3 separate regions of the Homo sapiens genome follow, and all the other regions are linked to region 3. The links are chromatin contacts, found by Hi-C or POLR2A ChIA-PET in ENCODE. All regions are on one chromosome and are shown on one strand. Each heading gives the region's core, a stretch centred on a gene start or an enhancer-like site at or near the end of the contact. The rest is flanking DNA. Distances are from core to core; before and after follow the strand shown. Region 1 has its middle 41 kb from the start of LINC02357. Region 2 overlaps LINC02357 (long intergenic non-protein coding RNA 2357). Region 3 holds the start of STIM2-AS1 (STIM2 antisense RNA 1).

Evidence for each region. A loop is a pair of places that touch in the nucleus more often than their neighbours do. ChIA-PET counts read pairs that join two places held with the same protein, here RNA polymerase II (POLR2A). Pooled maps may share reads with other maps.
Region 1: a map of aorta shows a loop between it and region 3 (4-fold over the local background). The contact joins the enhancer-like site here to the promoter of STIM2-AS1 in region 3. A Hi-C loop is called at or near these places in 2 of 168 maps with a recorded cell type or tissue (aorta and ascending aorta) and 14 of 50 pooled maps. POLR2A ChIA-PET finds 5 or more read pairs at or near these places in 1 of 52 experiments (WTC11).
Region 2: a pooled map shows a loop between it and region 3 (2.7-fold over the local background). The contact joins the enhancer-like site here to the promoter of STIM2-AS1 in region 3. A Hi-C loop is called at or near these places in 4 of 37 single-sample maps with no recorded cell type and 12 of 50 pooled maps. POLR2A ChIA-PET finds 5 or more read pairs at or near these places in 3 of 52 experiments (H1, activated CD4-positive, alpha-beta T cell and activated T-cell).

What each region holds. Positions count from the first base shown.
Region 1 is chr4:26,027,070-26,031,508 of GRCh38, forward strand. No RefSeq gene overlaps it. Among named protein-coding and RNA genes, the nearest start is that of LINC02357, 41 kb to the right of the region's middle. RefSeq lists enhancers at 2,315-2,896, 2,897-3,479. Within about 2 kb of position 1,867, at least 2 of the 41 ENCODE cell types and tissues checked have a DNase peak (open chromatin) inside an H3K27ac peak, as active enhancers do.
Region 2 is chr4:26,086,120-26,090,373 of GRCh38, forward strand. All of the region lies in intron 2 of LINC02357 (long intergenic non-protein coding RNA 2357), which reads left to right. Among named protein-coding and RNA genes, the nearest start is that of LINC02357, 17 kb to the left of the region's middle. RefSeq lists an enhancer at 2,571-2,680. Within about 2 kb of position 2,740, at least 7 of the 41 ENCODE cell types and tissues checked have a DNase peak (open chromatin) inside an H3K27ac peak, as active enhancers do.
Region 3 is chr4:26,859,075-26,863,659 of GRCh38, forward strand. It overlaps STIM2-AS1 (STIM2 antisense RNA 1), which reads right to left and starts at 1,525. Exons shown (of 2, transcript NR_134674.1): 1 at 1,436-1,525; 2 at 550-954. It overlaps STIM2 (stromal interaction molecule 2), which reads left to right and starts at 1,767. Exons shown (of 12, transcript NM_020860.4): 1 at 1,767-2,295. The coding sequence starts at 2,145. RefSeq lists an enhancer at 1,324-1,423 and silencers at 1,514-1,883, 1,894-2,463.

The DNA of each region.
Region 1 (4,439 bases), core at 617-3,116, 830 kb before region 3:
ACCTGCACTGGCAGATACAGAGGGAGTGAGGATCTGAGTTGGAGATAGACTGGAGAGTCCTGGGGGTGGATGAGATCACAGGCCTAAGGTGAGTGTGGAGAATGAAAAGAAGACGGCAAAGAGGGAGCCCTGTGGGTGGTAGGGATGGATCAGAAGGAGCCAGCAAGGAACCAGAGGACGACAGGACAGAAAATCCTAAGAAAAGCCTTGGGAGTGGCCCCAGGAACTTCAAAGGAGACAGAAATTAAAGAAGTGTTAATTGCACTAAATGGAGACCTATGGCTCACGCCTATAATCCCAGTGCTTTGGGAGGCTGAGGCAGGAGGGTCACTTGTGCTCAGGATTTTGGGACCAGCCTGGGCAACATGGTGAATGGTGAATCCCCATATCTACAAAAAAAAAAAAAAAAAAAAAGCTGGGCATGGTGGTGCTCACCTGTAGTCCCAGCTACTCAGGAGATTGAGGTGGGAGGATGGCTTGAGCCCTGGAGGGAGACAGAGGTTGCAGTGAGCCAAGATCGCACCACTGCCCTCCAGCCTGGGCAACAGAGAGAAACCCTGTCTTAAAAAAAAAAAAATGCACGAAATGCTGCAGAACCGTCCAAAAAAAATCTGTGATGTGAACATTGGGCTGAAGGGCAAAGAGGTCATTGGGGACCTTGGCCCCTGCCAGCTGGAGGTTATGATGGGGCTGGAAGGCAGAGTCTGGTTGGGGACAGGGGGCAGCGGTGGGGGAAAGTAATTAGAACCAGGGATCAGGAAGAAAGCTTGTGTGAAGGTGGGAGAGAGTTCCGCAGTAGCCAGAGTTAATAAGGAGAGGAAAACGAAAGGAAAGTAAGGCGGAAGAAAATGGAAGGCAAGAAACCTAGGAAGACAAGAGCAGGCTTGATGTCCATGACAGGAACCCAAGCTGTCCCCGGGTCCTTGCCATGTGCCCAGAGTGTAGAAAATCGCCCCCCGTGGTTTGGGAAAGCCTGGCTGCCCAGCAGGGATAGGCGGAAAATTGGTGGGGAAAGTCTCCAACCTGAGCATGCATGGACAGAGCTCAGAGAATTCAATGAGGCCAGAAGGAAAGAGAATCATGGCTCCCATTTTCTGAGCACTCAACATAGCCAGGCACCTGGTGCCAAGATGTGGCAACCTACGAGGTCCTACCTATTTCACCAGTGAGCACCTGAGGCTCCATGAGGTTAAGGAACCGGCCAGCGCGGGCGGAACCAGGGCCTTCAACCCTGTCTGAGCCCACAGAGGTAATCCTTAGTCACCAAGCGCCGCTGTGTAAGGGACAAAGACCGCACAAACGGCCGGAGAAGACGCGAGAGATGTGGCCCAAAGAGAGGGGACGGGCCTGGGTGATTTTACACAGAGAGGGGACGGGCCTGGGTGATTTTACATAGAGAGGGGACGGGCCTGGGTGATTTTACATAGAGAGGGGACGGGCCTGATGATTTTATATAGAGAGGGGACGGGCCTGGGTGATTTTATATAGTGAGGGGACGGGCCTGGGTGATTTTATATAGAGAGGGGACGGGCCTGGGTGATTTTATATAGAGAGGGGACGGGCCTGGGTGATTTTACATAGAGAGGGGACGGGCCTGGTGATTTTATATAGTGAGGGGACGGGCCTGGTGATTTTACATAGAGAGAGGATGGGCCTGGGTGATTTTATATAGAGAAGGGATGGTCCTGGGTGATTTTATATAGAGAGGGGATGGGCCTGGGTGATTTTACGTGCGGATGCAGAGGAGGGGCAGCGTCGGGGCGGCGGAGTCCGACCTCGGGGGATTCACCCTGAGGGTTACAGGCAAGGCCGCTCCAGGCACGCAGCACCTGCCGGGCGCCACCCAGGAGGGGGCAGCAGCGCCATTCGCAAAGCCGGCCCGCTCCGCTCCGCTCTCAGGCTCAGGGCTGCGGAGACAGGAATCGCAGCTTCCCCTGGAAGGGGCGTCCCAGGGGACCTCCGCCAGGCCAGGGGAACCCGGCCTCCGGGCCTGGGTGAACGTGCCTTCCAGACCATCCTGGCAGGCCGCTGCTCCCTAGAGGCCTAAGGCGCTTGGGACAGCCTCCCACTCTACTCCTGAATCTCTCCTCCATCCCGGCCGGCCCCCACCCACCCCTGGTGGAACGGAGACCCCACGTCTTGCTCAGGACCTTCGCCACAAGGCCTCCCTACTCTGCCGCAGTGAGCCCTGCCAGGGAGGCAGAGCAGCAGAGCCCACCCTGCCACCGCCGCAGGGGCCCTCCCCAGGCTGGCCCTGCTGTCCCAAGGACTGATAGTCACCAGGCTGTACAAATATATCTCCTACAGCACATCGGATGCGAAGGGAAAACGGAGGATCACTATATTGCTTAGAACTAATCTGGTCTTTCTCTTCTGAGCCTCACCCACTAGTTAGTGGGATGGGAGGATAAATGAGATGTCCAATCCAGTTAAACTTTGAGCTGATATTTTAAACCCTGCAGAAAGTGCTGGGTCTTTAGGAAAAGCGCTCAGTGTCTCTGAGAGCTGCTGCTTGCTCTGTCTCTCACTGCGGAGGCAGGGATATGGGGAGCGAGGGGGCTTTCCCCGCCGTGGCAGCAGAGCAGTGGGTTCCTTGGTCCCATGAAGGTCCCTGGCTGTGTGCCAGCTGCTGCCTGCTGGTCTTTGGGGAGACGTCCTTTTGTGGCCTGTGTCGTGCTGGACCTCCTGGCCTCCAGTACTGAATGTGTGGCCCATTCTTCCAGCCCAGGCAGTGCCCCGAGTGGGCTGCAGCCCCAGAGCTCTCCCCGTATCCCCCAATGGCTCTCCAGTCTGTTCCTGGGGAGGTCCAGCCCTTGGGCGTGACCGGGCGGTCACCTTGTCTCATAACAGCAAGCTCACTGGTGGGTCCACTGGTTCCCGACTCAGCATCTGTGCCCCGTGGGACTGAAGGGAGCTCTGGGAAGCCCCCAGGCTGACCATAACGCAGCTCCTTTCCGGGGCTGCAGCCTGGGTTCTTAGGGGGCAGCTTGTGAAGTGGCTTCCTCTCGGAGTCCTGAAGGGTGACATCTCTAACGCTGTCCCTCTGCGGGCCCAGAGATGGGAAAGCCAGGTCTTCCATCAACTCTGTTGATGTCTTGGCTATTCTCAGCCAGTCCACGTCCTTCTCTTTTTAAAAGATTCCCAGGTACAGAAAAAGCACGGTGGGCTTTCCCTTGACTTCTTTCTCTCCACATTTCCTCCTTCCAGACTCCCCTGAACCCTTAGTGACTGGCTTTGGTATCCAGCTGTGTATTTTGGAAATCCCTAGCTCAGCGCTTTAGGATTCACCTTGAAATACCAAGGGAAGAGGAAGAAGAATTTGAAAAATCCCGTCTCAGAATAATGGTCTGGCCTCTCAGGCAGGAACTTTCTGCATAACCTTATTTTGAATGACCAAAGCTCAGCATTGCCTGGGTGTCTCTTGGGATTCCTCCTGTAACCGAGTTGAATCTGCCCACAATTTTCCCCTCTCCCCATCTCATCACGCCTCCTCCCCCTGCAGCCAGATATCTAGGGAGAACAGGGAGAGTGGGAACCGGAAGAGAAAGCATGTTACTGCCTTGAAATGGGATCCCCCTTCCCCTGTCTTGCAGTCTGAAGAACTCTGTTCTCATCAGGTCCAAATCACTTAGCTTTTCTTCTTTCTCTTATTGTTCTGTTAAAGCTCCAGCTATCTATCTCTACTCTCATCACTCCCCAGCACACCTCAGTCCACCCTACATACAGTATCGTCTCCAGTCCTGCACCTTCAGGTAAGGACCACGCTTTGTCTGATTCTTCGGATGCACAGCCCATGCTTTCACACTGCCATGCCATTGCTGCGCCGTGTCCCCACCTGAATTTTCTATCTTCCAGTCCTTTTTCAAGGCTCATCTCAGTATCACTTCCTATGAGAAATCTTTCTCAAGTTTACTAAGTCAGATGAGACTTCTCCCTCCTCTAACGCCTGCACCACTCTGAATCTCTCACATCCTGCCTTGTATTTAGATATGTGTGTATTTATTTCCCAGCTAGGCTGGGATCACTCACTCAGCTACATATCTTCTGTACGGTTGTGGATTAAATTAAATCAAATATGACGCTGGACATGGTGGCTCAGGCCTGTAATCCTAGCACTTTGAGAGGCCGAGGTGGGCGGATCACCTGAGGTCAGGAGTTCAAGACCAGCCTGGTTAACGTGGTGAAACCCTGTCTCTACTAAAAAAAAACACAAAAAATTAGCCGAGCATGGTGGCAGGCGCCTGTAATCCCAGCTAATCAGGAGGCTGAGGCAAGAGAATCGCTTGAGCCTGGGAGGTGGAGGTTGCAGTGAGCCGAGATGGCACCACTGCCCTCCAGCCTAGGCTACAGAGTGAGACTCCACCTAAAAAAAAAAATAATAATTAAATCGAATATGGTTATCAACAGGAATAAACCTAGATCCAGCTTTTAAGTAGGCC
Region 2 (4,254 bases), core at 1,490-3,989, 770 kb before region 3:
CAGGAGACTGCTCCTGGCCAGAAGGGGTACCTCTCTCTTATTTACAGCTGGCCAGCGCCAGCTCTCATTCTTGGGTTTTCTTCAACTCTCTGCTCCTGGGTAGACCTTCCAGGAAGGCTTTCTTGAGCCACACTTCTCCCCAGGACTAGTCTGGACCCTTCTTCTGCTCCAGTAGATATATTTATCCTGCTGTAACACAATTGTCGGTTCACATTTCTATACCCTCCTCCATATCTCAGAAACAAGGGCTGCTCTTAGTCTCCTCTTTCCACTGTGCCTAGCACATCATAGGTGCTCAAAAGAGACCTGTTGAATGAATGAGCAGGAGCCAGCTATGGAGCCTCAGTGAGCCTGCGGCAGCAAGAGGCACAGTGAGCGGGAGCAGGGATGAGATGCCCGTCCCAAGGGGCTGCTGAATCAAGGCAATTTCATGCTCGTCACAATTTGCCTAAACTAGCCATCAAACAGAACCGGAAAAGTGGCTCGAATAGAGAGCACCACCAGGACGTTAACATTTTGCAGATGTGTTATCTGAGCTTGTGCCTTTATCTTTTCCCTAACTGAGGCATCGGTGCCTAAGGATATTTCCACTGGGGCCAAACACATGCTCACACATCCAATGGGACCCAACGTACTGCATTCCACGCAGATACACACATGAGCTCATGCAAGTCCCAGGGTGCTCATCTGGTCCAGATTTGAAGGAAACTATTTAGCTAGATGGAGAAAAACACATCATGTACAACTTAATACCAAACAGATTTTATGACATACTGAAACTGCTTTTGATAATCTACTAATATATCAGAAGAGCTAATCAACTAAAAAAGAACCAGCTAATGTCATATCTCTGAGGTCTGGACAATGTTTATGTGAGTTGCAGGGATGACAGAAAATACAAAAAGATGCAGGGAGCTTTAGGGAGAGTTATCCAAAGGCTCCCCCACCCCCTGCTGAGATGCAGTCCTGTTTATTGTAGCAAGAAATGTATTTTGCCAATTTATGAACATAGACAATTATTTTCTGGCTGAAAGTCAGAGTGGACTTTTCCAGAGATGCAGAAACACTATTGCTTGGCCACTAAGATCCCTCGTGGGAATGCTGCTAGGGAATGCTGCTAGCCATGGATGCTGCTAGGGAAATAATCGGTGCAGGACAGTTTCACTTGGGACTATCTCAACCCATTGGTGGTTTCCTCGTCAGTGTGGGGAGCCCCTTCATTAACTGGTCACTTGACCACGACGGCATTCCTAAGTGATTCCTAAGACTTCATGAAGTCTCTCGATAAATGTTTTAAATTAAAACCCACATCTGTGCTTGTCCTGGCACCATCTGGGGTTATAAGAGGCAGCACAACATACTGAGATAAGAATGACTTTGAAATTGCAGTTCAATTACTTGATGATGTGAGCTTTGACAAAACTGCTTAATTACTCTGGCCTCAGTTTCCTCATTGGAAAATGGAGAACAAAATGTTGACAGTCTCACTCTGTCATCGAGGATGGAGTACATCCTGGAGTACAGTGGTGTGATCTCAGCTCACTGCAACCTCTGCCTCCCAGGCTCAAATGATTCTCATGCCTCAGCCTCCTGAGTAGCTGGGATTACAGGCATGCACCACCACACCCAGCTAATTTTTCTGTATTTTTAGTAGAGATGGGGTTTTTGCCATGTTGGCCAGGCTGGTCTCGAACTCTTGGCCTCAAATGATCTGCCCGCCTCGGCCTCACAAAGTGCTGGGATTACAGGCATGAGCCACCGCGCCTGGCCTTGCTTAACTTTTCTCAGTGCAGGATATTCAAATGGGGCAAGTGCGAGCAAGGATTGTGGTACTGTGCCCAGAGACAGGGGATGTGGGATGGTGTTTGGAAATTTGTGGAAGTCTATCTGACTGTTGCAATACCTGGGGATAGGAAGGCAGGGGAGCCGAGCATTACTGGTCCTGAGAAGGAGCCAGAAAGCCTCAACTTATTATAATACCCTCACTGAGAAGCACTGCATTAAAGTAATCTCAGGCTGTTCCTGGCTGAATCTGTATGAAACCCTGTGATTCTATGTGATGAAGAGAAGGCGTATTACTTCTTGTGTTTGCTTTTGTTTTGATATAGGTTATCATTGTAGGGAAGTGTTTTAATCTTATTATATTGTATTTTTTAAATAACCAAATCATTTTGTTGGCATTGTATAAAGAGACATATTTTCTAAAGTACCAAGAAAAAGGAGCAGGCCATTTAGACTGATGGCATCCTTTCAGATGCTGCGCTCCCATGAGGAGCTCTAGGAGCCAGTCTTCTCCTTTTGGGCTCTCACAGGAGATCTTAGGAAGAGGTTCTCAGAATAGGGCTGTAGGAAAACGTCCCGACACCTGGCGCAGCCAGGCTGGTGGGGATTAGGGAGCAAACATGATTCACTTCATTTTATTTTTATACAGGAAACTAGAGACATAGCTAAGAAACAAACTCGCTATTTCTGGTTCTTGGCTAGTTGTGGCTCTTAGGGGACACTCCCTTCCTCTGAAGAGCTGTTTTTATGGCAAGGGACTCACATGCTTTTTCATTGCTACATTATCTTTGAATCATAGTTGGCAATTAGGCATTGAAATTTGACTATTTACCTTAGGGACTCCTCTGGGTATGTGAAGAATTCCCCTGTTTTGCTCAGGATGTGGGCAGATGAGGAAGTAGTAGCAACTGACTGATATTATATCTCCATTTGGCTGGTGCTGGGGAAGAACCTTTGAGTCAGCCAAGGAGACATTCCCCAGTGCAGAGATGGCAAATAGAAGTGTATCTTTGGATGTCATCTACTTCTTCAGCTGTCCCCAGGTCAGAGGGAATGGGGGTGGGTGGAGCAGGTGTGGGGGGTGGAAATCCCACCATTCAAATGTTCAAGACAATCTGTGACTTAAACAGAAAATTGTGGGACTTGGTGAAAAAATGGAAGGTTGCACTTTAGAGTTAAAAAGAAAAAAGAAGGAATTCAAGCCAACAACCATAGATAGTCCCAGGCTCACAATGGTTCACTTCTGATATTTTAATTTTGGTGGTGCCAAAATGATACATAATCAGTAGAAACTATACTTGGGAGTACTTATACAATATTGTTTTTCACTTTCAGTACACTGTTCAATAAATCGCCAAGCTTTCCCACACTTTATGATAAAATAGGCTTTGTGTTAGATGAGCTTGACCAACTATAGGCCATTGTAAGTGTTCTGAGCATGTTTAAGGCAGGCTAGGCTAAGCTATGAGCTTCAGTAGGTTAGGTGGATTAAATGCATTTTTAGTGTATGATATTTTCAGTTTATGATGGGTTTATCAGGAAGAAACCCCATAGTAAGTTGAGGAGCATCTGTATTTATCAAGCATTAGGTGCTGAATATAAAATCATCGTTAACATTAAGAATAGCTCATTTCCTATCCTCCTTCTAGATACCAGACACTGTTCATTTAAAATATATATATTAACTCATTTAATCTTCATAACACACCTTTAAGGTACTTACCTATTAGTATCAGGAGCATCTGTATTTATTAAGCACTAGGTACTGAATAAATCATCATCGTTAATAAGAATAACTTGTGTTTCCTATCCTCCTTCCAGGTACCAGATACTGCTTATTTAAAATAGATGTATTAACTCATTTAATCTTCATAACACACCTGTAAGGTACTTACCTGTTAGTATTATGCCTATGTTATGGATGCAGAAACAAGGCACCAAATGGCTATGTAGCCTTCCTGGAATTATCCAGATAGTAAACAGTAGAGATGAGATGTCAATGCAGACACTACGCCTCCAGATTATGGGCTTTATATCACTATAACATAGCTTCTCTTAGGATGTGATTTCTTTTCTCAAGGACGTTACAGGGAGCTGGCAGCCTGCAATTAACGAAAGCTTGGCTGCCGTGGTTGGCTGAGACTCAGCTATTTGTTACAAGAATATACTCTTAAGTTAGGTTGCAATAGGATTCAAAGTGTGGAGGACGCTTAAGGCCAAATTTAATTTAACAGGGACATGGTTATGGATTGGCAGAATAATTGGTGAAATGTTGCCCACAGTGACAGGAAAGATAGAAAGAACACCTATAAATGTGTGTATCTGGCTAAGAAGATTTCCAAGCAGAATGGCAGCTTTTTTTTTAAGTAGGGAGGAGTGAGATGAGCTTAAGAAAGAACTGATTGGTTTTCAAGCAGAATTTAGAGGCAATATTTCCAAGGCAAGGCTTGCTTGATGGGAATCTTTTTAAAC
Region 3 (4,585 bases), core at 275-2,774:
GCCTTAGTCATGGGACTGTGCTGTTTATCTCATAGCCCTGACTGCTGACTTAATTGCCTTTTTCAAGTGTCTCTCTTGCCTAACCCTCACCACTCAGTACTCTGCCTGGCACATACTAGGTACTCAGTAAACATTTAATAAATGAAATGCCTCCTGGAGAGCAGGAACAAGCTTGTTATTTATATTGTTCTGGTCCCCTAGCAGAATTATCTTCTCTGGTGGGCACTCAGCACTCTGGTGTGACTTCATCGCTGTGCCTTTCAGCAGGGGAAATATAATCTCCCGGTTGCCCTATAAAGAATTGCCACCTGAACACTATGCCCACAAGAAGTCTGCTGAGAAATAACTGTTGATAGATTGACTTAGCCTCAAAGACATCCTTGATTCTTTTCTAAAGTGTGCATCTGCCCTTCCACAATAAACGATATTTGTGGTTATCTTGGCCAGGCTACCTAAGAAATACTTTAGGAGAATGTAATTTGAGTATCTTCTTGGCTTGAGAAAGCAAGCAAACAAACCAATAAGCAGAATGAAACCAACAAAACCCAATAGCAAAAGGATCTTCGTGTTTAATAACCCTATCTGCAAATTTTAAACAATTTTGTGCCCCTGGGAGAAAGAATGCCTCCTTGCGTGTGAATTTCCAGGGCTTTTAATTTATAGTGACAGTACATTCAACACTTCCTTTTAAATTTGAAGGGAGGTGGCCTTAAAAATATGCTGGCAACTAGTTTGGATGAGAAAGATTCCGGTTCTTTATTTATTCAAACCAATTAGACCAGGTCTGAACAGGATTTACAACAGAGAGCAGATCTTGGGTGCACAAGAGCTTTGCTTCATTCCAGGTTGGCGAAAACAAGTCAAGTCTACATCATTGTTCTGTCAGCCGGTTCAGGATACAGCACAGAGTCGATGGGATGGGGGTGGGAAGGTGATGAGTTCAGGTAAATGTACCTAGGAGAGTCAGAGGCTAAAGTAAATTCTCTTAAATAGGCCTTTTCAGTGGCTGCTAAATCTCGCTCATTTCCCATGAATTAGCTGTGGGATATTGGGGACAACTTACTTCACATTTCTAGGTCTTAGTCTCTTCATTCGTAAAAGGGGGTAACGATAATTTTGGAGTTATAGCATGTAAATGTGTAAAACGGTTAGAGCAATGCCTGGTACACTCACACATAGCACGCGCTTTGTGAAATGTTTGGCAAGTAAATAAAACGCTAAGCTATGCTAACCGCGTCTAAACAGCCAGCCACTTGTAAGCCCCACCTATATTGAAATTACGGGGACGCTGCTGTTTTCCGATTGCAAGATTTTCCTGATCCATGCAATTACTTTCGCTGCCCTCTACGAGGCTGAAACTCGCCCTCAGGATGTGGGACGTCTGGACTCTTCTCTCCGTCCCCTTGTAGCCCCCCACTCCCCCTCGCGGTGGTACCGTGAATGAGGGAGAGGTACACGTCCCCCTTCTTCCCCGCCTCCTATCTTCGCGGCTCGCTAAAGCGTTATCAGCCGCCCCACGGTACTACCGTCCGTCTAGGAACGCCTCCGGGGCGGGGCTGGGATGCCGCGCACGCGCAGTACAGCAGCGCCGCGCCTGCGCCGTGGAGAGCCTGAGGGAGGCGGGGGATTGGTATGCGAGCGAATGTGCGAGGGGAGGGAGGCGTCCCGGCGGAGCGTGGTACTACGACCAGCGCGGGCCGGAGGGGGCGGGGGGATGCGCCGCGGCGGCGGCGGCGCGGGAGCTGGGGTTGGTGTTTGGCGGCGCCAGAGCAGCGGATCCCGGTCTCGCCGCAGCAGCAGCGCGGGTGTCGTGCACCGCCTGAAGACGCCGTACCTTTCTACCCCCCACCTTTTTTTTTTTTTTTTTTAAATAACCGGAACCAATGAACGCAGCCGGGATCAGAGCTCCGGAGGCCGCCGGTGCCGATGGGACCAGGCTGGCGCCCGGCGGGAGCCCGTGTCTGAGGCGGCGGGGGCGGCCGGAGGAGTCGCCGGCGGCGGTGGTGGCGCCTCGCGGAGCCGGCGAGCTGCAGGCGGCCGGGGCGCCGCTGCGCTTTCACCCGGCTTCTCCTCGGCGCCTTCATCCCGCCTCGACTCCTGGCCCAGCGTGGGGCTGGCTGCTGCGGCGGCGGCGCTGGGCTGCGTTGCTGGTGCTCGGGCTGCTGGTAGCCGGAGCGGCGGACGGATGCGAGCTTGTGCCCCGGCACCTCCGCGGGCGGCGGGCGACTGGCTCTGCCGCAACTGCCGCCTCCTCTCCCGCCGCGGCGGCCGGCGATAGCCCGGCGCTCATGACAGGTGAGGGGCCGGGGGGCGGCGGGCGGGGCTCGGCCGGCAGCGATGGGACCCCCAACCCGTGCAGAGGTCAGCATCTCCGCCGGACGTCCGCTATTCCGCGGCTCCGGCCAGGGCGCGATGCGGAGCCCTGCCTGCTGCTTCGTCGCGGTCCCCTGCACTCCGGACGTCTTTCCTTTTCACCCCGACACCCCGCCCTCGCCGAGCCTCTCGACGGCACTGATTCCCCTCCCTTCAGTCGGGCTCTCCGATCTTCCAAGCTGAGCAATGCGGTGGTTTCTCTTTCGTGCTGCAGAAGTGCCAGCAGGGTCTGCAGGGGACTGGGCTGATTTTTTTTTTTTTTTTTTTTTTGAGGCTGCTAGAAAAAGTCAGCAGCAGCATTGCGGTATTGAGTCTACCTCTGGTGCTGCTTTTGCAAAGGCAGCTGGCAGCGAGTCTCACCGGTTCAAAGCTCCGCTTGAGCACAGCGTCCCAGGGGAGCCTGCTAAAGGGGATTCTTTGAGAGCCATAATACCTAGTGATATTAGTGGTTCCGTGTTAGTATGCAGAAATGCCTAAGTTTACAGTGCATTTTTTGCGGGGTGGAAGGAGGCCGTTTTAAGTGGTGATGGAAAGTGTTTGGTGGTGGGAGCATCACTGGGTGACAAAGGGTGTAGAAACCTCAGCAGGTAACCAGAAATTATACCTAAAATTTGCAAAGTGCAGCATACTCGGGGCTTGCAGCTGGCAGCACAGTTCTGATAGACTGCACTAGCACCTTTTTTTTAATATATAGAACGATCTCATAATTGAAAACTTGGAAACGTGTTTTGTAAGGTTAAGTGCAGAATTGTATCCTTTTTAAAGCCTTCCGGTGTTATGTACAACTGATCAGTTGTGGTTTAAGTAAAAGTTATTATATAAGGACCCTGAAATGATTTCTTTGGGAAAAGTAATGGAGCTAAAATAATGGTTTTTTTTTTTTTTTTTAGTATTTCACTTATTTTTAAAGTAGATCTGTAGATTTCCTACAATAATTGTAAGACTAAAAAGTTTAAAGTGGCAGAAGATGACCCGTGATTAATTTAACCAAAATGATAGTCCTGCGGGCGTCTGGAAGTTACTAACAGCTTCTCTGACAAGTGCTCAGGAACTGTATTCTTTAAAGCCAAGCAGTTTCTCTGATTTCTATGATAGGATATTTACTATTCTAGAGAGAAGAAGGATGTTGGTAAACTTTAAAAGCTTTGGAGGATGTAGAGTATAGAACATAATGGTCAGCATGTTTAACTTTACCCTGAAGCATATCAAGCCCTATTAAATGGAACTTGATACATCAAACCTACCAATTGGGTAACTGGGATAAAGTGATTATAGAATAATCAGTATTAGGAGCATAGTACAGTTTGAGTGAGAAGATAGGTCAGACAGCTTTATGCTTGAATAGTATTTATTCTCCAAATAAAAATGTGGCAAGTAACAGTATAGTGAAGAATAGTGATTATTAGGAAAGTTGATAAATAAGACTATAATTTGAAGATTTAATGCCTCATGCAGGAAGGGAAGGAGCAGGAATATTTAGGCTTCTAGAAGGTATAAGTGGTTCTAGGTTTCTCGAGCAGAAAAATGTGGTTAATACATAATTGGCTAATGCTCTGTGAAAAAGTAATTGGTAAAAAGGCAAGCAATTCAGAAAATTTAGTATTTATTGACTGCTAATAAGTATATTTTATACTGTGTAGATCACATCAAGAAAATTGGTCAGATGGAATTTTAATAAGCCATTTACAATCCCTTTTAAGACTTAAATTTCTCTATACTTATTTAAGGCATGGGGGAAAAAGGTGATTCTTATTGGAAAAAAATCCGATGTATCACACAAAATGAGTTTGTGCCATAGGGCTTTAAAATAAGTTTGCTAGAAGAATACCCTGGAATTATTTCTAACGTTCTTTTACTTTCCTTTTGTCAGAATATTGATTTTTAACAAGTTAAACGTTTCCACTTAAAGTTTAAATCATAAAACTACACAATATACAAATTAAATTGTTATTTTAATAAGTTTATGTAAATACAGTCAATAGCACCCATATCTTGGTAAAGGTAAACTGAAAATCTATGATGAAGTTAGAAAATATTGAAAATTTCTTTGAACTATATGGCCTCTATAGGGCTCTTTCCCATTCTTAAGAGTGTATGAATAGTGCTTTCTTTTATGGTTCTATTTGTAAATGTTATGCAAAGCCTAGAACCTAATTTATTAGCATTAGTGTACACTTCAGGAAGTAAAACCGTAGACTGAATTTACAAAATA